Regions from separate parts of the Homo sapiens genome. Here region 1 is linked to region 2. A link is a loop called in an ENCODE intact Hi-C map of the cell type or tissue named here. Cell type or tissue: HCT116. All regions are shown on one strand. Links, peaks and the distances in the headings refer to the core of each region. The heading gives the core; the rest is flanking DNA. Region 1 overlaps UNC93B1 (unc-93B1 regulator of TLR signaling). Region 2 overlaps LOC112268076 (translation initiation factor IF-2-like).

Region 1 (10,013 bases), core at 1-8,000, 130 kb before region 2:
AAGATGCCCCTTTCCCGGGGAACACCCAGCCCCAGTGGTCCAAACCCAGCCCCAGTGGTCCAAACCTCCAAACTGCTCTCTGAAGGAACTCTGCCCTTGCTCTCACTCTCCCGCCCTCCACCGCTCCTCCGCGGCCTGCGTGGCTCCACCCTGGTGGCTGGATTGACTGTGTGCCCTACTCTCTGCTCACGGTGCCCTCACCCCCACCCTTCCCAGGCACCAACAGCCACGGGATCCTCAGCGGCTTCAACAAGACGGTTCTGCGGACGCTCCCGCGGAGCGGAAACCTCATTGTGGTGGAGAGCGTGCTCATGGCAGTGGCCTTCCTGGCCATGCTGCTGGTGCGGCCCGGGATGGGGGCAGGACAGTCAGTGAAGCAGAGTGTGGTTCTGGGGACCGAGTCTGCGAGAAAGGGTCTGGATCGGATGGCATGGCCTGGGTCGGGTTGTGGCCTCGGGGCAGGCCGTAGGCCTGGGAGCGCGATCTGAGTTGGGGAGCTAGGGCCGAGTGCTGCAGAGCGGGCATGAGGCTCGGAGGCGGGGCTGAGGCCTGTGGTCCGAGGCAGGCGTGGGCATCCAGAGGCCAGGGGAAGGAGGGAACAGGCTTGGTCCACAGTTTCGAGCTGGAGACAAGATCTTAGAAGACTGACTGAGACCTGTGAGGGGGTTGGGGACAGGACCAAGGGTGAGGGCTGGAAGGTGTGGCTCAAACTGGAAGTGATACTGGACGGCAGAACTAAGGCGTTGGCATGCTGCAGCCTGGCGATGGAGCTGGGAGGCAAGGCCCAGTCCGTGGCTGTGTCAGGCGGGGCCTAGTGCTGGGACGCGGGGCCGAAGTCTGTGGGTGTGTCCGAGGGGCGGGGACTAGCCTGGAAGGCGGGGCTGAGGTCTGGCGCGGGGCTGAGAAGGAAGGTTGAAGTCTATGGATTTGTCTGAATGTGAGTTGTGAAGTGTGTGTATGTGAGAGAGAGGGGATGGGGCCTTGGGCTGGGAGGCAAGACCACCGTCTTTCGGAGTGTGGTGGCGTGGCTTTGTGCTGAGAGGCGGGGCCTTGAGCTGGGATAAGGCAAGACCTGGGTCTGTGGGAGTGTCTCAGGGGCGGGGCCCTGGTTTGGGAGGCGGGGCCGAGCTGGGGCAAGGCCCAGGCACGTGGTGCATCTGAAGGGCGGGGCTGAAGCCTGGAGGCCAGGCCTGGGCCTGGCTGGCCGCCCCTTCAAGTAATGGGTTCGCAGGTGCTGGGTTTGTGCGGAGCCGCTTACCGGCCCACGGAGGAGATCGATCTGCGCAGCGTGGGCTGGGGCAACATCTTCCAGCTGCCCTTCAAGCACGTGCGTGACTACCGCCTGCGCCACCTCGTGCCTTTCTTTATCTACAGCGGCTTCGAGGTGCTCTTTGCCTGCACTGGTATCGCCTTGGTAAGTACAGCCTGCAAAGGATTGCCCGACAAAAGACAAGATAGCCAGGTAAATTTGAATTCAAGTAAACAAAGAATAATTTTTAATTACATATGTAAGTGTGTACATGTATATCCCAAATATCCCCCTCCTGCTTTCTCTTCCCTCTCTTACCCCCGTCCCCCCTTTACCTTGGGCAAGTTATTTTAACTTCTCTGAATCGAAATGGGATAGCACCCACAGAGTGTTTAGTTCCTTGTGGGGTACAGCCCACGGTGTCTAGGGACATTCCAAGCATTTTCACACCTGCCCTCAGAACCTTCCCCTGAGCCTTGGAGCGAGGTCAGGCAGTCCAGGGAGGGCAGGGTGTGGCCTAAGGAACACCTCTTGTGGGGAGTAAGAGCCAGCCCTTCTCCCCACCTGGCTCTTACTCCCCGTATCGCGGGGGGCCCCTCTCCCCACCCTGGCTCTTAGGACCCCCATCGCAGGGGGGTAAGGCACCCCCCCGCGATGCGGGGAGTAAGAGCCAACCCCTCTTTTCCCCCCGACTCTTAGGACCCCCATCGCAGGGGGGTGAGGCACCCCCCACGATGCGGGGAGTAAGAGCCAGACCCTCTTCCCCCCTGGCTCTTAGGACCCCCATCGCAGGGGGGTGAGGCACCCCCGCGATGCGGGGAGGGCTGAGACTGTGGTCTGGGCTGTTCCAGACTTCAACACTCACCCCTTGTCCCCCCGCAGGGCTATGGCGTGTGCTCGGTGGGGCTGGAGCGGCTGGCTTACCTCCTCGTGGCTTACAGCCTGGGCGCCTCAGCCGCCTCACTCCTGGGCCTGCTGGGCCTGTGGCTGCCACGCCCGGTGCCCCTGGTGGCCGGAGCAGGGGTGCACCTGCTGCTCACCTTCATCCTCTTTTTCTGGGCCCCTGTGCCTCGGGTCCTGCAACACAGCTGGATCCTCTATGTGGCAGCTGCCCTTTGGGGTGTGGGCAGTGCCCTGAACAAGACTGGACTCAGCAGTGAGTATAGCTGTGGGCACTGGGGGGGGGGGGGCGGGGCAGGGGGCTTTATGGCTATCTGTGGGTGGTTGGCGAGACATAGACATCCCAGGGACAGATATGGGGTCCCATGGTCACATAGGGTCCTGTGGACATGGCAGAGGCAGGTGGGGCTTCCTGTGGACACTCCGGGGGTGGAAGGGAAGTCTTATGGACACACTGGGGACAGATGGGTAGGGTGTGGACACCCTGGAGACAGGTATGGGGGTTCCATGCCATGGACATTCTGTTAATACCCCAGAGCGGGCACAGGGCCCCATCAACACTGGAGGGTCAGTGTGAAGTCTCGTGGCTACATGGGGCAGGTGTGGGGCTCTGTGGACACCCCTTAGGGACAGTGTGAAAAACACATCAGGGATTCTCCCTTTTCATACCAGGGGACAGGGCTTACCCTGGCATAGTTTTCATGACACTTGGAGCAGATGTTTTGGTCTCTGCTTCACGGAGCATGTGGTAGGAGCAAGTGGCCTGTTGTACACCCATGGCATAGATACAGACATGGGCCTTTGTATAGAGAGGAGCAGGCCTGCAGCCCCAACCCAGTCTGCTCAGTACCAGAGTCCAGGCCCCAGGTCTGGGCTGCTGGGGAACAGGGCCCTGTTTGCAGAAGGCAGCGGGTGGGCCCATGTTCAGCTCCAGGATGCTCCCTGACCACAGATGGGCACACGCAGTGAAACACAGCTAGCACACATGGGCAGTCCTGCCGGGCATCCATGTCAGTGTCTGTTCTGATGGGCCGAAGCTGTGAACAGTTTTGAACGTCATCCTTGGGGGTGTGGAGTAGCCGAGGTCATGCCTGCTGCTGGCAGGGCGGAGGCTGGCTCTGTGTCTCTGTCTGTAGCAGGGGCTGGAGCCTCATACTGCACCACAGTCTCTTGGCCGTTTTGCCCAAGGATAGCCAATTCTGGGCAGAGTCCAGCCTGGGTATCTTGAACCCATGTTGTGCCCTGTCTGGTCCTGGCATCCCCTCTGCCCAGCTCCATATCCCATCTCCTCCGGTGAACCCCGGGGGGTCCTTGTCTCTTCATAGCAGCACTGTGGGGGTAAAGTCACCCTGCAGGGCCCCAAAACAGGAGTGTTCATATCCTGAGTGCCTGGTGAAGGTGTTAATAGTGGCCCCTATGATTTGGCAGGTGCCATGCCCACTTTCTCACTTTAGAACTTCAGAACACAGCACACAATAGGCATAAGCTCATCTCACCATTGGGAAAAGCAGCTCTGGGGAGTTAAGTACCCAAATCACCCACAGAGCCAACATTACAGCCCTGAGAACGAGCGTGCATCTTCTGACTCCCAATCCATTACTCTTGTTGCCCACCCTGGGAGGACTCACTGGAAAGGAATCCCCCCTCTCCATGCTTAGCTTCAGGTTTGATTTGCAGAGTTGGCAGCTGCAAACAGTTCGATCTCTCTAGTCCTGGCTGAGGAGGAGAAACAGCGCCTGCAAGCTTGGCACTGCACACCTGGGTTGGGGACAGGACATGACTAAGCACAGAGCTTTCTTCTTTTGAGGCCACGCATGTGGTGCGGAGCGGGAACACCTGCATCCACACAGCCCGAGGCACCTGCTCCTACTTCTGCTTAGCGTGTGAGCAGTGTGGTGACCAGGGTCTCCACCAGGGGGCAGGCCAGGACCGCCTCACAGCACTTTCTAGGCGCTCTCTGGTCCGGGGCTGGGACCCATACAGGGCTTAGTAAAGTTCGTAGATGGTAGCTCGGTAGCCCCAGGCCCCAGGTGACACCTCTCCCCTGCCTGCCCTGTACTGCCTGCCTGCAGCACTCCTGGGAATCTTGTACGAAGACAAGGAGAGACAGGACTTCATCTTCACCATCTACCACTGGTGGCAGGCTGTGGCCATCTTCACCGTGTACCTGGGCTCGAGCCTGCACATGAAGGTGAGACTGGGCAGGGTTGGGGGCCCCATGCCCAATGACAGGTACTTCCTTAGCCCCTGCCCTGGCTTCACAGCTTCCTAAATGCCACCCCTTCCCAAGCCAGTCTCTGGGCCAAGGCCCCATTCCTGCAGCCCACTGGGTGGCCCCCAACTCAGCACCCCACTTACTGGCCCACCTCCAGCCAGTCTCAGTTTGCCCATCTCTGAGGGGATTTGTGGGTGCATCACAGCCATCCTGTGGGCTGTTTGGTACCTTGTTCTCCAGATGTTGGGTCTGTCTCTCTTCATGGCCTGAAGGGGAGCAGGCTCCTCATGCTCTGCTCACAAAAAATGGTGGCTCGGTCTAGCAAGTCCCAGTTGCTAAACATTTTTTAAAAATAGAACTAAAGGCCGGGCGCGGTGGCTCACGCCTGTAATCCCAGCACTTTGGGAGGCCGAGGCGAGTGGATTGCCTGAGGTAGGGAGTTTGAGACCAGCCTGACCGACATGGTGAAACCTCGTCTCTACTAAAAATACAAAAATTAGCCGGGCGTGGTGGCAGGTGCCTGTAATCACAGCTACTCAGGAGGCTGAGGCAGGAGAATCACTTGAACTGGGAGGCGGAGGTTGCAGTTAGCCGAGACGGGGCGTTGGCACTCCATCCAGCCTAAGCAACAAGAGCGAAACTCCGTCTCAAAATAAAAATAAAAATAGAACTAAAAATAGCAGGGAGTGGGCTGGCAGTAGTGGCTCACGCCTGTAATCCCAGCATTTTGAGACGCTGAGGTGGGGGTTCTGAGATCTGGAGTTCGAGACCAGCCTGGGTAACAGGCTGTGAAACTCTGTCTCTACTAAAAACACAAAAATTAGCTGGGCATGGTGGCACGTCCCTGTGATCCCAGCTACTCTGGAGGCTGAGGCACAAGAATGGCTTGAACCTGGGAGATGGAGGTTGCAGTGAGCCAAGATCGCGCCACCGCACTTCAGCCTGGAGGACAGAGCGAGACTCTGTCTTCCAAAAAAAAAAAAAAGGAAAAAAAAAAAAGAAAAGCAGTGAGTGGGCTGGGCATGGTGGCTCACGCCTGTAATCCCAACACTTTGGGAGGCTGAGGCAGGAGGATTGCTTGAGGCCAGGAGTTCAAGACCAGCCTGGGCAACATAGGAGACCCTGTCTCTACAAAAAATTTAAAAAATAGCTGGGCGTAGTGGCGTGTGCCTGTAGTTCCAGCTACTTGGGAGACTGAAGTGGGAGGATGGCTTGAGCCTGGAAGATTGAGGCTGAAGTGAGCGTGCCACTGCGCTCCAGCAGTGGGTGGGGGAAGGGAGGGAGGGGGCGCGGTGGGGAAACGGAGCGACCGTGTCTGGAAAAAAGAAAAGAGCAGGAAGTATGCATACAGATATGTGTGTATGTACTGGGCTATGGTGTGAAATCATTCCTGACTGCGGGTTATAGTCAAAACCCCATGAAAAGCATCACTACAGCCCACGGGTGTGTCAGGGACACAGTGTTGTGAGCCCTGGGAAGGCAGGGCCTGTGGCCAGCACTTTATCAACACTGGCGCATGCACCCTATGAGGCAAAGGGATTTGCATTGTCCCCTTACAGTGTGGGACACTGAGGTCGCCAGGGGCGTGGCGACTGTAAGGGACAGTGCTGGATGTGAGCCTCGCCTGCAGGAGGCGGTCCAGGAAGCATGGGTGGAGGGGCTGGAGAAGTTGAGGGCCGCGTGGCCCGGGAGGCTCCCGGAGGAGGGAAGGGCCTATCTCAGCGAGGGGCATAGGCGGGGAAGGTGCGGGGCGAGGCGGCCGCGGGTCCCTGGCATCCCTCTCCTTACGCCCAGGCTAAGCTGGCGGTGCTGCTGGTGACGCTGGTGGCGGCCGCGGTCTCCTACCTGCGGATGGAGCAGAAGCTGCGCCGGGGCGTGGCCCCGCGCCAGCCCCGCATCCCGCGGCCCCAGCACAAGGTGCGCGGTTACCGCTACTTGGAGGAGGACAACTCGGACGAGAGCGACGCGGAGGGCGAGCATGGGGACGGCGCGGAGGAGGAGGCGCCGCCCGCAGGGCCCAGGCCTGGCCCCGAGCCCGCTGGACTCGGCCGCCGGCCCTGCCCGTACGAACAGGCGCAGGGGGGAGACGGGCCGGAGGAGCAGTGAGGGGCCGCCTGGTCCCCGGACTCAGCCTCCCTCCTCGCCGGCCTCAGTTTACCACGTCTGAGGTCGGGGGGACCCCCTCCGAGTCCCGCGCTGTCTTCAAAGGCCCCTGTCTCCCCTCCCCCACGTTGGGGACGCCCCTCCCAGAGCCCAGGTCACCTCCGGGCTTCCGCAGCCCCCTCCAAGGCGGAGTGGAGCCTTGGGAACCCCTCGGCCAAGCACAGGGGTTCGAAAATACAGCTGAAACCCCGCGGGCCCTTAGCACGCGCCCCAGCGCCGGAGCACGGTCAGGGTCTTCTTGCGACCCGGCCCGCTCCAGATCCCCACAGCTCTCGGCCGCGGACCCGGGCCGCGTGTGAGCGCACTTTGCACCTCCTATCCCCAGGGTCCGCCGAGAGCCACGATTTTTTACAGAAAATGAGCAATAAAGAGATTTTGTACTGTCCTGACTGGGGAGTCCCAGGCCGCGGGGGACGGATGCACGGATGCCCTGGGATGCACGCACGGCTGGCCCGGCCTCTGGGCGCAGTGGTGACAGGCCCTGACCTAGGGGGACCGCGTGGTGTGGGGAGTGCCGCGCCCTACTGGGGGCGGGGCGAGGTGTCCGTAGGCCCCGCCCACCAGCCCTTCCTCCCTCCTGAGGCCCCGCCCCCCCATACCTGCCTGCCTTTGCCAGCCCCAGCCAGGAGAAGGGAGCGGCGGAGCGGCTGGCAGAGACAGAGGAGGGTGTGACGGCGTTGCTGGTCCCCCATGGGTCCAGAGGGCGAGACAGACTCCCGAGACACACCCTCCAGAGGCCTGTGTAGGCATCCTCCGCCCTCCAGCGACCACCCCCGCGTCGGACAGGGTCCACTTCCGAGCCACGGTGGGGTCACCCTGTGCCCAGTAGGGGCCTTGGAAGTGGTGGTTGGAGGCCAGGTACGCTCGGTGACTACCCTTTCCCGGCTACAGCCTCAGCTGCGATGCCCACGAGAAACAGGCTGGTGGAGGGGCAGACCCCCTACAAGGCCTGAAGGTGCCGTTCCTCCACCCGCTCCTCTTGTGGCCAGAGGAGAGGACACCCCCGCCATGAAGAGCTCTGAACGGTTGGGTGAGGACAAGTGGGGGCCGTGGGAGGGCCATGGAGCCCCCAGCTGCACCCCAGCAGGCCCGGGGCTGGCCCACACCATTCCTCACTCCCCACAGCCTCTTTACCCCTGACTTTGGCGAGACCCTCGTCCGTACCTCCAGGCTCCATGCCTGCCTCAGCATCGCTCTATGGATTCTCCCAGCCCTAAACTGGCCCCATCTCTCCTCTCTGCCCTCATGTGAGTTTGGTTCTTGAAGCCTCTAGTGGTCCCTGGGGCCAGACTCTGTGGCCTTGGACAGGGAGTCTGCCATCTGAGCCACAGGTTCCTTCTCTGTTGAGTGTGTGAGGGAACATGTTGGAGCCCTTAGTGTGGCGGCAGCAAGCGCACCAGGCCCTGTAAGAAACACAAAAGGGTGCGGCGGGAGACTTGACATTTTCTAAATCTGGGAGGGAACGCTGCCTGCCTCACGCCGACCTTCAGTGACAAGCAGACTCAGAAGCGGTCCCGAGGTGCCACCATAACCTGGGTGAAGGCCAGCACTGTGTGCTTCCAGTTCCCCCTCGGCATCTGTAGACTGAGTGTTCTCTGGAGGTGGCTGGCGACATCCTCTAGGCAGGCTCCAGCAAAACCAGTCGGAGTTGGGCAACCTGACGCTCAGATGATTCACCTCTGAATGGAGGGCAAGGTGATATTTGGAAGGGTGTGGGCCCCTGGGATGCTGGGCAAACGGGGAGCAGGTGCCTGGATAGTGGGCCTACAGCTCTTCCCAGTTCCGAGTCAATTCCAATGTCCATGGTGCCAAGGAACAGAGGCTGTGATGTTGAGCAGACTTGAAGGTGATCCAGGCACATGGAGTGGCCACTCAGGGGCTTGGCTCCTGGCTGTGCTCTTCCTATCTGGGCATTTCCCATGAGAAGGCTTCACAGGCCACCTGGCTGCTCCTGGCACACGGAGAATGCCCAGATGCTGACATGTGCCAGACAACACATATTTACACCTGATAGGCCACACACATGCAACATGCAAACACACGTGACGGGTAACACCTGTGACAGACACTACATGACAACACACATGCACACATGATGGGAAACACATATCACAGGCTGTGCGACGGGCAACACAGCGCAGGCAGTGCGACGGGCCCTGGCAGCAAGCTCAGCAGGCTGGCTCTTTTCGAGCAGGAGAAGAGCTCATTGTAAGAGATGACACTGGCGTAGGTGGCACCTCCCCTGTCTCCATCACCCCCGGATAAGGTGACTGGGTGGAGGTTCTGGACCCCTGAGTGGATAAGCAGGTTGTGTCATGGCCTCCGTGTCTGATTGCCACCCTCGCTCCCAAAGCAACTCTGTGATTTTGTCGATCTGCACTGTGGGGATTTTTCTTTTTCTTTCTCTTTTCTTTTCTTTTCTTTTTTTTTTTTTTTTTGCAACGGAGTTTCACTCTTGTTGCCCAGGCTGGAGTGCAATGGCATGATCTCAGCTCACTGCAACCTCCATCTCCTGGGTTCCAGCGATTCTCCTACCTCAGCTTCCCGAGTAGCGGGGATTACAGGCGCCCACCACCAAGCCAGGCAATTTTTTTTTTGTATTTTTAGTAGAGACGAAGTTTCACCATGTTGGCCAACCTGGTCTCAAACTCCTGACCTCAGGTGATCCACCTGCCTCGGCATCCCAAAGTGCTGGGATTATAGACGTGAGCCATCACGCCCAGCTGGGATTTTTCAATTATGTGATTCCAAGAATCTCCAGTCCAAGATTTTCCCTATCTTTAAGTTCTCAGTAGCAGGTTAGATAACCTGAGAAGTCTCCCTCTTCAAAACACCTAGAAATGCTGGGTAAGAAACAAATGTCCTTTTAACTATAGAGCTGAGGCCGGGCGTGGTGGCTCACGCCTGTAATTCCAGCACTTTGGGAGGCTGAGGCAGGCGGATCACCTGAGGCCAGGAGTTCAAGACCAGCCTGGCCAATGGTGAAACCCCATCTCTACTAAAAATACAAAAATCAGCCAGGAGTGGTGGCAGGCGCTTGTAATCTCAGCTACTTAGGAGGCTGAAGCAGGAGAATCGCTTAAACCCGGAAGGCAGAAGTTGCAGTGAGCCAAGATCACGCCATTACACTCTAGCCTGGGCAAAAGAGTGAAACTCCATCTCAAAAAATATATAAATAAAATAAAATAAATATATAGCTGAGTTCTTCAGAAAATAAGTTAAGTCCCCTAAGGCCAGAAGTGAAGAGGAGAGTGAGAACCAAGGTGGGGACAGAGGAGCTGGTGCTGCAACTGCCTGAGGGCAGGGCTGGGTTGAGCGTTGGTATCCCTTACAAGGCAGGGGGTTAGGGTTACAGTCAAGCATGATGAAGTTGGGGCCACAGAAATGCAACACCTTTAGAGAAAGGGACAGAAACATTTCCACCCAGGGGAACAGAGAGAGGTGAGAAATTTTGAGCTTTAGGTGGTGAACAAGTTTCCCATGAGA
Region 2 (10,370 bases), core at 882-8,881:
CCATTCAGGACATAGGCATGGGCAAGGACTTCAAGTCTAAAACACCAAAAGCAATGGCAAGAAAAGCCAAAATTAACAAATGGGATCTAATTAAACTCAAGAGCTTCTGCACAGCAAAAGAAACTACCATCAGAGTGAACAGACAACCTACAGAATGGGAGAAAATTTTTGCAATCTACTCATCTGCCAAAGGGCTAATATCAAGAATCTACAATGAGCTCCAATAAATTTACAAGAAAAAACCAAACAATCCCATCAAAAAGTGGGCAAAGGATATGAACAGACACTTCTAAAAAGAAGACATTTATGCAGCCAAGAGACACGTGAAAAAAATGCTCATCATCCCTGGCCAGAGAAATGCAAGTCAAAACAACAATGAGATACCATCTCACACCAGTTAGAATGGCGATCATTAACAAATCAGGAAAAAACAGGTGCTGGAGAGGATGTGGAGAAATAGGAACATTTTTACACTGTTGGTGGGACTGTAAACTAGTTCAACCATTGTGGAATTCAGTGTGGCAATTCCTCAGGGATCTAGAACTAGAAATACCATTTGACCCAGCCATCCCATTACTGGCTATATACCCAAAGGATTATAAATCATGCTGCTATAAAGACACATGTACACGTATGTTTATAATGGCACTATTCACAATAGCAAAGGCTTGGAACCAAGCCAAATGTCCAACAACGATAGGCTGGATTAAGAAAATGTGGCACATATACACCATGGAATACTATGCAACCATAAAAAATGATGAGTTTACGTCCTTTGTAGGGACATGGATGAAGCTGGAAACCATCATTCTCAGTAAACTATTGCAAGAACAAAAAACCAAACACCGCATGTTCTCACTCATAGGTAGGAATTAAACAATGAGAACACATGGACACAGGAAGGGGAACATCATACACTGGGGTCTGTTGTGGGGTTGGGGGAGGGGGGAGGAATAGCATTAAGAGATATACCTAATGTTAAATGACGAGTTAATGGGTACAGCACACCAACATGGCACATGTATACATATGTAACAAACCTGCACGTTGTGAACATGTACCCTAAAACTTAAAGTATAATAAAAAATAAAAAATAAAATAAAAACCTTGGCTGTTGACTCCAAATATCCTGCTTCATCATCTCTCCACTCCAGAAACTTTTCACATTCTTACAAAGGGTGTTCGTTTCTCCTCTAAGTATTTGCTCGCCAGCCCCACCTGCAAGAAGGTGGAAGTAGGGCCTCTGCCTGGGATGGTAACTCTCAAATGTAAGGCAAGACCTGTCTCTCCACCAATATCCCCAGGACTGAAGGACTGTGAAAGTCTGCATATTGATCAAGCTTCTCCCTCCCTTATCTGAAGGGACTTACTTCCTTCAAGACACTTTTCCTCTTCCCACCTAGCTCCATGCCCCCATCCAGTCATCTTCCAACCCATCTCTCCCCACCTGCATGCCACACAAGAGGGGCGTGACCACAGCACCTGGAAGTTCCTTAAAGTTGAATGGTGTGTCAGGCCGGGTGCGGTGGCTCATGTCAGTAACCCCAGCACTTTGGGAGGCTGAGGCAGGCAGGTCACTTGAGGTCAGGAGTTCGAGACCAGCCTGGCCAAAATGGTGAAACTCCATCTCTACTAAAAATATAAAAATTAGCTGGGTGTGGTTGTGCTTGCCTGTAGTCCCAGCTACTTGGGGGGCTGAGGCAAGGGAATCACTTGAACCTGGGAGGCAGAGGTTACAGTGAGCCAAGATTGCACCATTGCACTCCAGCCTGGGTGATAGGGTAGACTCTGTCTCAAAAAAAAAAAAAAAAAAGAAAGAAATCGAATGGTGTGATTAGCTTATGATTTTTTAAAAATGGAATGATGTATTCATTTTCTAAGCTGCATAACAAATCAACACAAATTTAGCAGCTTAAAACATCCATCTATTACCTCTCCTTTCCTGTGGGTCATGAGTCTGGGGGTGCAGCTTTAGCTGGGTCCTCTGCTCAGGTTCTTACAAGGTTGTGATCAAGGTGCCGGCTGGAATTAGTGTGTCATATGAGGCTTGGGGTCTTCTCCCAACCTCACATGGTTGTTGGCAGAATTTATTTCCATGCAACTGTGAAACTCATGTGGCTGGCTTCTTCAAAACCAGCCAGGCATGGTGGCTCACGCCTGTAATCCCAGCACTTTCGGAGGCCGAGGCAGGGGATCACCTGATGTCAGGAGTTCGAGACCAGCCTGGCCAATATGGTGAAACCCCGTCTCTACATAACTTAGCCGGGCATGATGGCGCACACCTGTAATCCCAGCTACTTGGGAGGCTGAGGCAGTAGAATCACTTGAACCCAGGAGGCAGAGGTTGCAGTAAGCCGAGATCGTGCCACTGCACTCCAGCCTGGGCAACAGAGTGAGACTCCATGTCAAAAACAAACAAACAAACAAAAAACAAAAACCAGGAGGAAGGAGTCTCTCTCTTCCAGACCTTCATTGAAGATCTCACCTGAAGATGTCAGGCCCACCCTGAATAATCTCCCTTTTGATTAACTCAAAGTGAATGGATTAGGGGCTTAGTTACATCTGCAAAATCCCTTCAACTTTTCCATAGATATAGATTAGAAGCAAGCCACGGGTCCTGCCTACACTCCAGGGGAGAGGAGATTACACCTGGCATTTATCCAGGGCAAGAACCTAAGGGGTCATCTCAGAATTCTGTCCTCCAAATAGATCCTCGGTGGAGCTTACATGCCTGGGCGAGCACCAGCCTTTGTTTAAAGGCAACAGAGAATGGTGTCCTGGCTCAGATCTCCAGCAAGCCTCCACAATGATGGTCCAGTATCTGAAGCCATGGCCAAGGCAGCAGGAGCTTTGGGTGCACATGGGGGCTTCCCCCACTTTGAAGTGAGTCATCACATCTGTATTAGACCCTAGCTGTTGCTTAGGCAAAAATGATGATTTAGAAGAAGATGGAGAGAAGAGGAAAGTTAATTTAAAAGTACTTATATTCGGCCGGGTGTCGTGGCTCATGCCTGTAATCCCAGCACTTTGGGAGGCTGAGGCAGGCGGATCATGAGGTCAGGAGATGGAGACCATCCTGGCTAACACGGTGAAATCTTGTCTCTATTAAAAATACAAAAAATTAGCTGGGCGTGGTGGCGGGCGCCTGTAGTCCCAGCTACTCAGGAGGCTGAGGCAGGAGAATGGCGTGAACCCAAGAGGTGGAGCCTGCAGTGAGCTGAGATCTCGCCACTGCACTCCAGCCTGGGTAACAGAGCGAGACTCCATCTCAAAAAAAGAAAAAAAAAAAGAGAAAGTGCTTATATTCATTCCCTAGGGCTGCCACAACCAAGTACCAAAAGCTGGGTGACTTGAAACCAGAGAAATTGATTGTCTTGTGGCTCTGGTAGCCAGCAGTCTGAAACGGAGGTGCCAGCAGGGCCACGCTCCCTCCTGCACTTGTCGGGGAGTCCTGCCTTGCCTCTTCGTAGCTTCCTGTGGTCTCCTGGCAGTCTTCAGTGTTTCTTGGTTTGCATACGCATCAGTCCAATCTTCCGTCCAATCCATGGCCTTCTTCCCTGTGTCTCTGTGACTCGGCGTGTCCTCTCCTCTTTTATAAGGACACCAGTCATTGACTTAGGCCCTCCTTACTCCAGGATGACTTCATCCTAATCAATAGCATCTGCAATAACCCTATTTCTTTCTTTTCTTTCTTTCTGTCTTTCTTTCTTTTTTTTGAGACGGAGTTTCACTCTTGTTGCCCAGGCTGGAGTGCAATAGCGCGATCTCAGCTCAATGCAACCTCCGTCTCCTGAGTTCAAGCAATTCTCCTGCCTCAGCCTCCCGAGTAGCTGGAATTACAGGTATGTGCCACCACACCCAGGTAATTTTGAATTTTTAGTAGAGAAGGGGTTTCTCCATGTTGGTCAGGCTGGTCTCAAACTCCTGACCTCAGGTGATCCGCCCGCCTTGGCCTCCCAAAGTGCTGGGATTGCAGGCATGAGCCACCACGCCTGGCCTGCAATAACTCTATTTCTAAATAAGGTCACATTCTGAGCTGTTAGAATTTAGGATTTCAACATGTTTTGAGGAGAACTCAATTTAACCCATAACAATACTATGTGGGCCACACATGCTGCTTCACATCTGTTATCCCAGCACTTTGGGAGGTTGAAGCAGGAGGATCATTGCTCAGGGCATAGGGGGACACCAGGTGCATAAAACCACAGCGTTGACTGGTGTGGGGGCTCACACCTGTATGTTTGGGAAGCTAAGGCAGGGCGATCACTTGAGCCCAGGAGTTTGAGGCCAGCCTGGGTGACATAGTGAGATCTCACTTCTAAAAAAAAAAAAAAATTTAATTAGCTGGGCATGTTGGTACCCACCTACAGTCCCAGCTACTCAGGAGGCTGAAGCAGGAGGGTCGCTTGAGTCCAGAAGATCAAGGCTGTGGCGAGCTGTGATTGCACCACTGCACTCCAGCCTGGGCAACAGAGCAAGCCCTGTCTCAAAAAAAAAAAAAAAAAAAAAAAAATCATCTCCCTTGTCTTCTGATTCCCTGAGCTGTCATAGAAAGGAAGTGAAGCAGTGAAAGCATCCCCCCAAAAGGGACTTTTCAAAACCAGCCTAAGCAACATAGCAAGACCTTGCCTTTAGAAAGTATTTAAATTTGAAGGAAAAAAAAAAAAAAGCAGTATTATGGCACAGAGTTGACAGCTACAGGTGTGGCTACATCCAGGTCCTAAAACTATATCATCAGAATGACCCCTGACCCTCCCCCCGCTTTCCATTTTACTTTCTTAAGCATGAACATGAAATTTCCAAGACTGTTTCTCCTTTGGCTAATCTGCTTCTCAGACCCAATCACTGTGGCCAGGGTGGTGGAAGGATACTGACATCCAGGCTGGGACCACATGCCCCAGCTCCAGATCAAGGTGGGGAATGGCCAGTCGCACACATGTCGTGGGGAACTAGTGACTCCTCGGTGGAAAATCGGGGACTGTCATTGGAGAGGAGCGATAGAAGAAAGGCTGAAGCAGTGCAATGTATCTCCTGCACCAGCCTGGGCCTCGATGTCTTGAGTACTGATGACCCAGTACTCAGTCTAGGGCAATCCCAACTCCATCTGCGGGGCTGCCCACAGTACATGGACCCCCTCACTGGATTTGCTGACCACACGTGCAAATAGCCACTTCCCAGCCCCACTCCCCGCAGTCCCCCTGAACCCTGTCAAAATTCCCCTCAGTTCTCGCCAAGATTAAAAGCAACTCTGAGGGTGAGCGGCTCATTCTGCTAGTTTAAATCTCTCGGTTCCTTCCCTCTCCAGAACTCTGTACTTACTGCTCCGTCACTGGTAATGACAATGAACATCTTCACAATCTCAGGTTTTATTGCAAAGTGATTGAGGACCAGTTAGAATAAGTTATGCTACAGAAACTAAAGAAATTCCGTCAAACAAATGGTATGTAATAGAAAGTCTTAGGGCAGCCGTGTATATTTTCTCCCCCCAGTGAATCAATTGAAAATGAGAAGTTGTTACCGCCATGTTCCAGGCAGAAGCTATCAAAAGTATAAGCCATGATATTATAATTTGATGATTTTTCATCCGTCAAATGGATATGGCCCAGGGGTGAAAAGTGGATGCTCCGTAACTAGATGATGGTCAAGAGTTATAAAAATGAGGTCCTCTCTGTTCAACATTTCTCCTTTCTTGAAAGGGTACTCAATGTCATGCTCAGGGCCTCTAATGGCCAGAAATAAAGTTCCTCCCAGTTCCAGAGCACCTCAGGGCAACCCCAAAACCAGAGCAACTGCTTATTGCCATGTAGACTATGTACTGTGCAATTTCTGGGGTGGCATTTTCATAAATATGTGGGTGGCGCCCCCTGGAGGTATGCAATGCACAACTTGCACAAATGGTAAGTCATCGTATCCCAAGGTCCACAAAGAAGAGGTAAACAAAATTCCCATCGATGTTGCCATCAGTCATGAGTCTGCCTTTTCTTCATGGGACAGTAGCAAAAACAATTTGGCCAAGTGTGCTTGGATGATCTCTAAGATGGAATCAGGGTCTCTCACTTTCAGCACTATTGACCTTTGGGGCTGGATCATTATTTTGTCTTAGTGGGAGTTGTCCGCGGAATTGTAGGATGTTTAGCAGCATCACTGGCCTCTACCCATTAGCTGCCAGTAGCACCACCTCCTCCAGCTGCAACAACCAAAATTGTCTCCAGACATGGCCACATGTTCTCTGGGGGGCAAAATCACCCCCTGGTTGAGAAACCCTGAAGTAAAGACATAATACGCAGATCACATGTAAGTAAGAGAGCCTAAGGGCCACACAGGTGATGCTGTACCCATGACAAAGACAGAGTCTTAAAGAGGTTAGAGAGGTGGAGAAAGAGAAAAGAAATGAAGTCCCAGCTGCTGAGAGCAACAGATGCTGACTAGATGTTGTTGATAGTCATCTTTAAACTGAGTTAAAAGATGCTGAGGAGCCATCAGCTCCCATCCTGCTCTCCAGGGTCAACACTGCTGAAAAAGGCCTGGAGAGCAACAAAACCCCAAACACAGGTGCACTGAGCAAAGAAACCAGAGATTGAGACAAAAAAGACATTCCCTCAAAGACTACTCATTTTCAAGAGGGGAGAAAAAGTGGAGTCATGAAAAACAGTTGAGGCTGGGTAGAGTGACTCGCACCTGTAATCCCAGCACTTTGGGATTACTCCCAGGCTGAGATGGGAAAATTGCTTGAACTCAGGAGTTCAAGACCAGCCTGGGCAAAACAGCAAGACCTTGCCTCTAGAAAAAGGGAAAAAATTAGCCAGGTGTGGTGATACATGCCTGTGGTCTCAGCTACTCGGGAGGCTGAGGTGGGAGGATCGCTTGAACCCAGGAGGTAGAGGCTGCAGTGAGCAGGGATCGCACCACTGCACTCCAGCCTGGGCTACAGATCCTGTCTCAAAAAAGAAAAAAATTAAACAAAATTAAGGCCGGGCAAGATGGCTCATTCCTGTAATCCCAGCACTTTGGGAGGCCAAGGTGGGCAGATCACGAGGTGAGGAGATGGAGACCATCCTGGCTAACACGGTGAAACCCCATCTCTACTAAAAATACAAACAATTAGCCGGACATGGTGCTGGGTGCCTATAGTCCCAGCTACTCTGGAGGCTGAGGCAGAAGAATGGAGTGACCTCGGGAGGTGGAGCTTGCAGTGAGCCAAGATCACACCACTACCCTCCAGCCTGGGCAAAAGGGCAAGACCCCATCTCAAAAAAAATAGAAAATTAAAATTTTTTTTGAGACCAAGTCTCACTCTGTCACCCAGGCTGGAGTGAAATGGTGCGATCTTGGCTCACTGCAACCTCCGCCTCCTGGGTTCAAGTGATTCTCATGTCTCAACCTTGTGCCTCAACATGACTACAGGCATGTTGTCACCATGCCTAATTTTTGCATTTTTAGTAGAGATGGGGTTTCACCATGTTGTCCAGGATGGTCTTGAACTCCTAGGTTCAAGCAGTCTACCCACCTCAGCCTCCCAAAATGCTGAGATTACAGGCATGAGCCACCGTGCCCAACCTCTAACGTTTCATTATGGAAATTTCCCATATACACAAAAAGCAGGGAGAGAATTATACCATGAACCCCCATGCATCCATCATCCCACTGGAAGAACTTGTCAACATTTCTCCAATCTCATTCCAGTTCCCACTTTTCTTTTCCTTCTTGCTATTTTAGGACATTTTAAAGCAAATTCCAGACATTTCATTTCACCCATATCCATAACACACCAGGGTGCATTCTTGATGTAAGGATTTTGTTTTGTTTTATAACACCCATGACATTGCCACAGTTAATAGATTTAACATGAAGAAACTAAGATTCTTGCAGGTGGAGAAAAGATCTAATTACCACCTTAAAGCCTCTCCTACTAGCGCTTCTCAGATCTGGACGTGTATGCAAATCACCTGGGCATCTTGTTAAAATGCAGATTCTGGCCCAGGAGGTCCTTCCGGGTGAGCCCTGAGAGTCTTCAATTCCAAAAGCTCCCTGGTAATGCAATGCTAAGGGTCCACGAATCACACAAGAGGAAGGGTCGGCCAAACACGCACAACAACTGGGTGCAAAGTCCTGACTGTTCCTGACTGCAGGGTCTTCAGTGAACGGGGAAGCTGGGGACCATTTGGGAAAGAAGGGAGGTTTTTCGTATCAGCTCCAGGCCTTGTAGAACTGCCAGGGAATAACAGACACAAGGTCAGCAAAGTCTAACCAACAGCATGAGTGCATTCATATTCCACAACCACTGCAGCAAAGAACCATGAAATGGGTGGCTTCAAACAATGTCTGGGCTGGGTGCTGTGGCTCACACCTAAATAATCTCAGCACTTTGGGAGGCCGAGGTGGGTGGATGACTTGAGGTCAGGAATTCGAGACCAGCCTGGCCAATATGGCAAAACCTCGTCTCTACTAAAAATGCAAAAATTAGCCATGCATGGTGGCAGGCACCTGTAGTCCCCACTTCTTGGGAGGCTGAAGCAAGAGAATGGCTTGAGCCCAGGAGGTGGAGGTTGCAGTGAACCGAGATCATGCCACTGCACTCCAGACTGGGCAACAAAGCAAGCCTCTGTCTAAAAAAAAAAAAAAAAAAAAAAATTGTCTGGAGGCCAGAAGTCCAAAATCAATCAAAGGTTAGCAGGAGCATGCTCCTTTCAGAGGTTCTAGGGGAGAATCCATTCCTTGCATCTTCCAGCTTATAGAGGCTACTAGAATTCCTCAACTTGTGGCTGCATGATCCAATCTCTGCCTCTGTGATCACCTTGCCTCCTCCTCTTCTGTCTGGGTCTCCTCCTGTGGAGGAAGAGTGTCAGGCCTCTGAGCCCAAGCTAAGCCATCATATCCCCTGTGACCTTCATGTACACATCCAGATGGCCGGTTCCTGCCTTAACTGATGACATTATCTTGTGAAATTCCTTCTCCTTGCTCATCCTGGCTCAAAAGCTCCCCTACTGAGCACCTTGTGACCCCCACTCCTGCCTGCCAGAGAACAACCCCCCTTTTTCCTTTACCTACCCAAATCCTATAAAATGGCCCCACCCCATCTCCCTTCACTGACTCTCTTTTTGGACTCAGCCCACCTGAACCCAGGTGAAATAAACAGCTTTATTGCTCACACAAAGCCTGTTTGGTGGTCTCTTCACATGGATGCATGTGAAATTTGGTGCTGTGACTCGGATTGGGGGACCTCCCTTGGGAGATCAATCCCCTGTCCTCCTGCTCTTTGCTCTGTGAGAAAGATCCACCTACGACCTCAGGTCCTCAGACTGACCAGCCCAAGAAACATCTCACCAATTTCAAATCTGGGAAGCAGCTTCTTTTTACTCTCTTCTCCAACTTCCCTCACTATCCTTCAACCTCTTTCTCCTTTCAATCTTGGCACCACACTTCAATTTCTCCCTTCTCTTAATTTCAATTCCTTTCATTTTCCGGTAGAGACCAAGGAGACACGTTTTATCTGTGGACCCAAAACTCCGGTGCCGGTCGCGGACTAGGGAAGGCAGCCTTCCCTTGGTGTTTAATCATTGCAGGGACGCCTCTCTGATTATTCACCCAGGTTTCAGAGGTGTCATACCACGCAGGGACACCTGCCTTGGTCCTTCACCCTTAGCAGCAAGTCCTGCTTTTCTGGGGGAGGCACAGGAAACCCACCCTCTTATCTCTGCACCCCGATCCCTTATTTCCATGCCCCGCCCTCTTATCTCTGTGCCCTGATCCCTTATTTCCACAACCTGACCTCCTATCTCTGCACCCCAACCCTTTATTTCTGTGCCCCAACCCATTTCCTGCTTTTCTGGAAGGCAAGACCACCCCACCCCTTCTCTTTGTGTCTCTACTCTCTCTTTTCTCTAGGCTTGCCTCCTTCACTATGGGCAAGCTTCCACTCTCCATTCCCCTTTCTTCTCCATTAGCCTGTGTTCTTCAAAACCTAAAACCTCTTCAACTCACACCTGACCTAAAACCTAAATGCCTTATTTTCTTCTACAATGCCGCTTGACCCCAATACAAACTCAACAGTGGTTCCAAATAGCCAGAAAATGGCACTTTCAATTTTTCCATCCTACAAGATCTAGATAATTCTTGTCATAAATGGGCAAATGGTCTGAGGCGCCTCACGTCCAGGCATTCTTTTACACATCGGTCCCTCCCTAGTCTCTGTTCCCAAAGCAACTCATCCCAAATCTTCTTTCTTTCCCTCCCACCTCTCCCCTCAGTCCCAACCCCAAGTGTCTCTGAGTCTTTCTAATCTTCCTTTTCTACAGACCCATCTGACCTCTCCCCTTCTTGCCAGGCTGAGCTAGGTCCCAATTCTTCCTCAGCCTCTGCTCCTCCACCCT

Evidence for each region. A loop is a pair of places that touch in the nucleus more often than their neighbours do. Peaks named below come from ENCODE experiments on the same cell type or tissue, not always from the same donor. Only the 100,000 strongest peaks of a DNase experiment are listed, where the experiment ranks them.
Region 1: a loop joins it to region 2, with 4 times the contacts of the local background. A loop is called at or near these places in 2 of 110 quality-filtered maps.

The regions. Positions count from the first base shown.
Region 1 is chr11:67,988,003-67,998,015 of GRCh38, reverse strand. It overlaps UNC93B1 (unc-93B1 regulator of TLR signaling), which reads left to right. Exons shown (of 11, transcript NM_030930.4): 7 at 217-341; 8 at 1,232-1,414; 9 at 2,132-2,405; 10 at 4,222-4,340; 11 at 6,159-6,916. The coding sequence ends at 6,470. Among named protein-coding and RNA genes, the nearest start is that of UNC93B1, 11 kb to the left of the region's middle. RefSeq lists enhancers at 1-396, 764-1,058, 397-1,071, 6,179-6,784 and silencers at 764-1,058, 4,002-4,101. In HCT116, for the core only: CTCF peaks have their summits at 2,271 and 4,077 (motif pointing right); a DNase peak (open chromatin) is centred at 1,095; H3K4me3 peaks cover 527 bases; H3K27ac peaks cover 1,846 bases.
Region 2 is chr11:67,855,432-67,865,801 of GRCh38, reverse strand. The region is part of intron 3 of LOC112268076 (translation initiation factor IF-2-like); the gene reads left to right. It also overlaps the pseudogene ENPP7P7. Among named protein-coding and RNA genes, the nearest start is that of LINC02754, 24 kb to the left of the region's middle. RefSeq lists an enhancer at 8,529-9,201. In HCT116, for the core only: CTCF peaks have their summits at 5,804 and 6,063; a DNase peak (open chromatin) is centred at 5,802.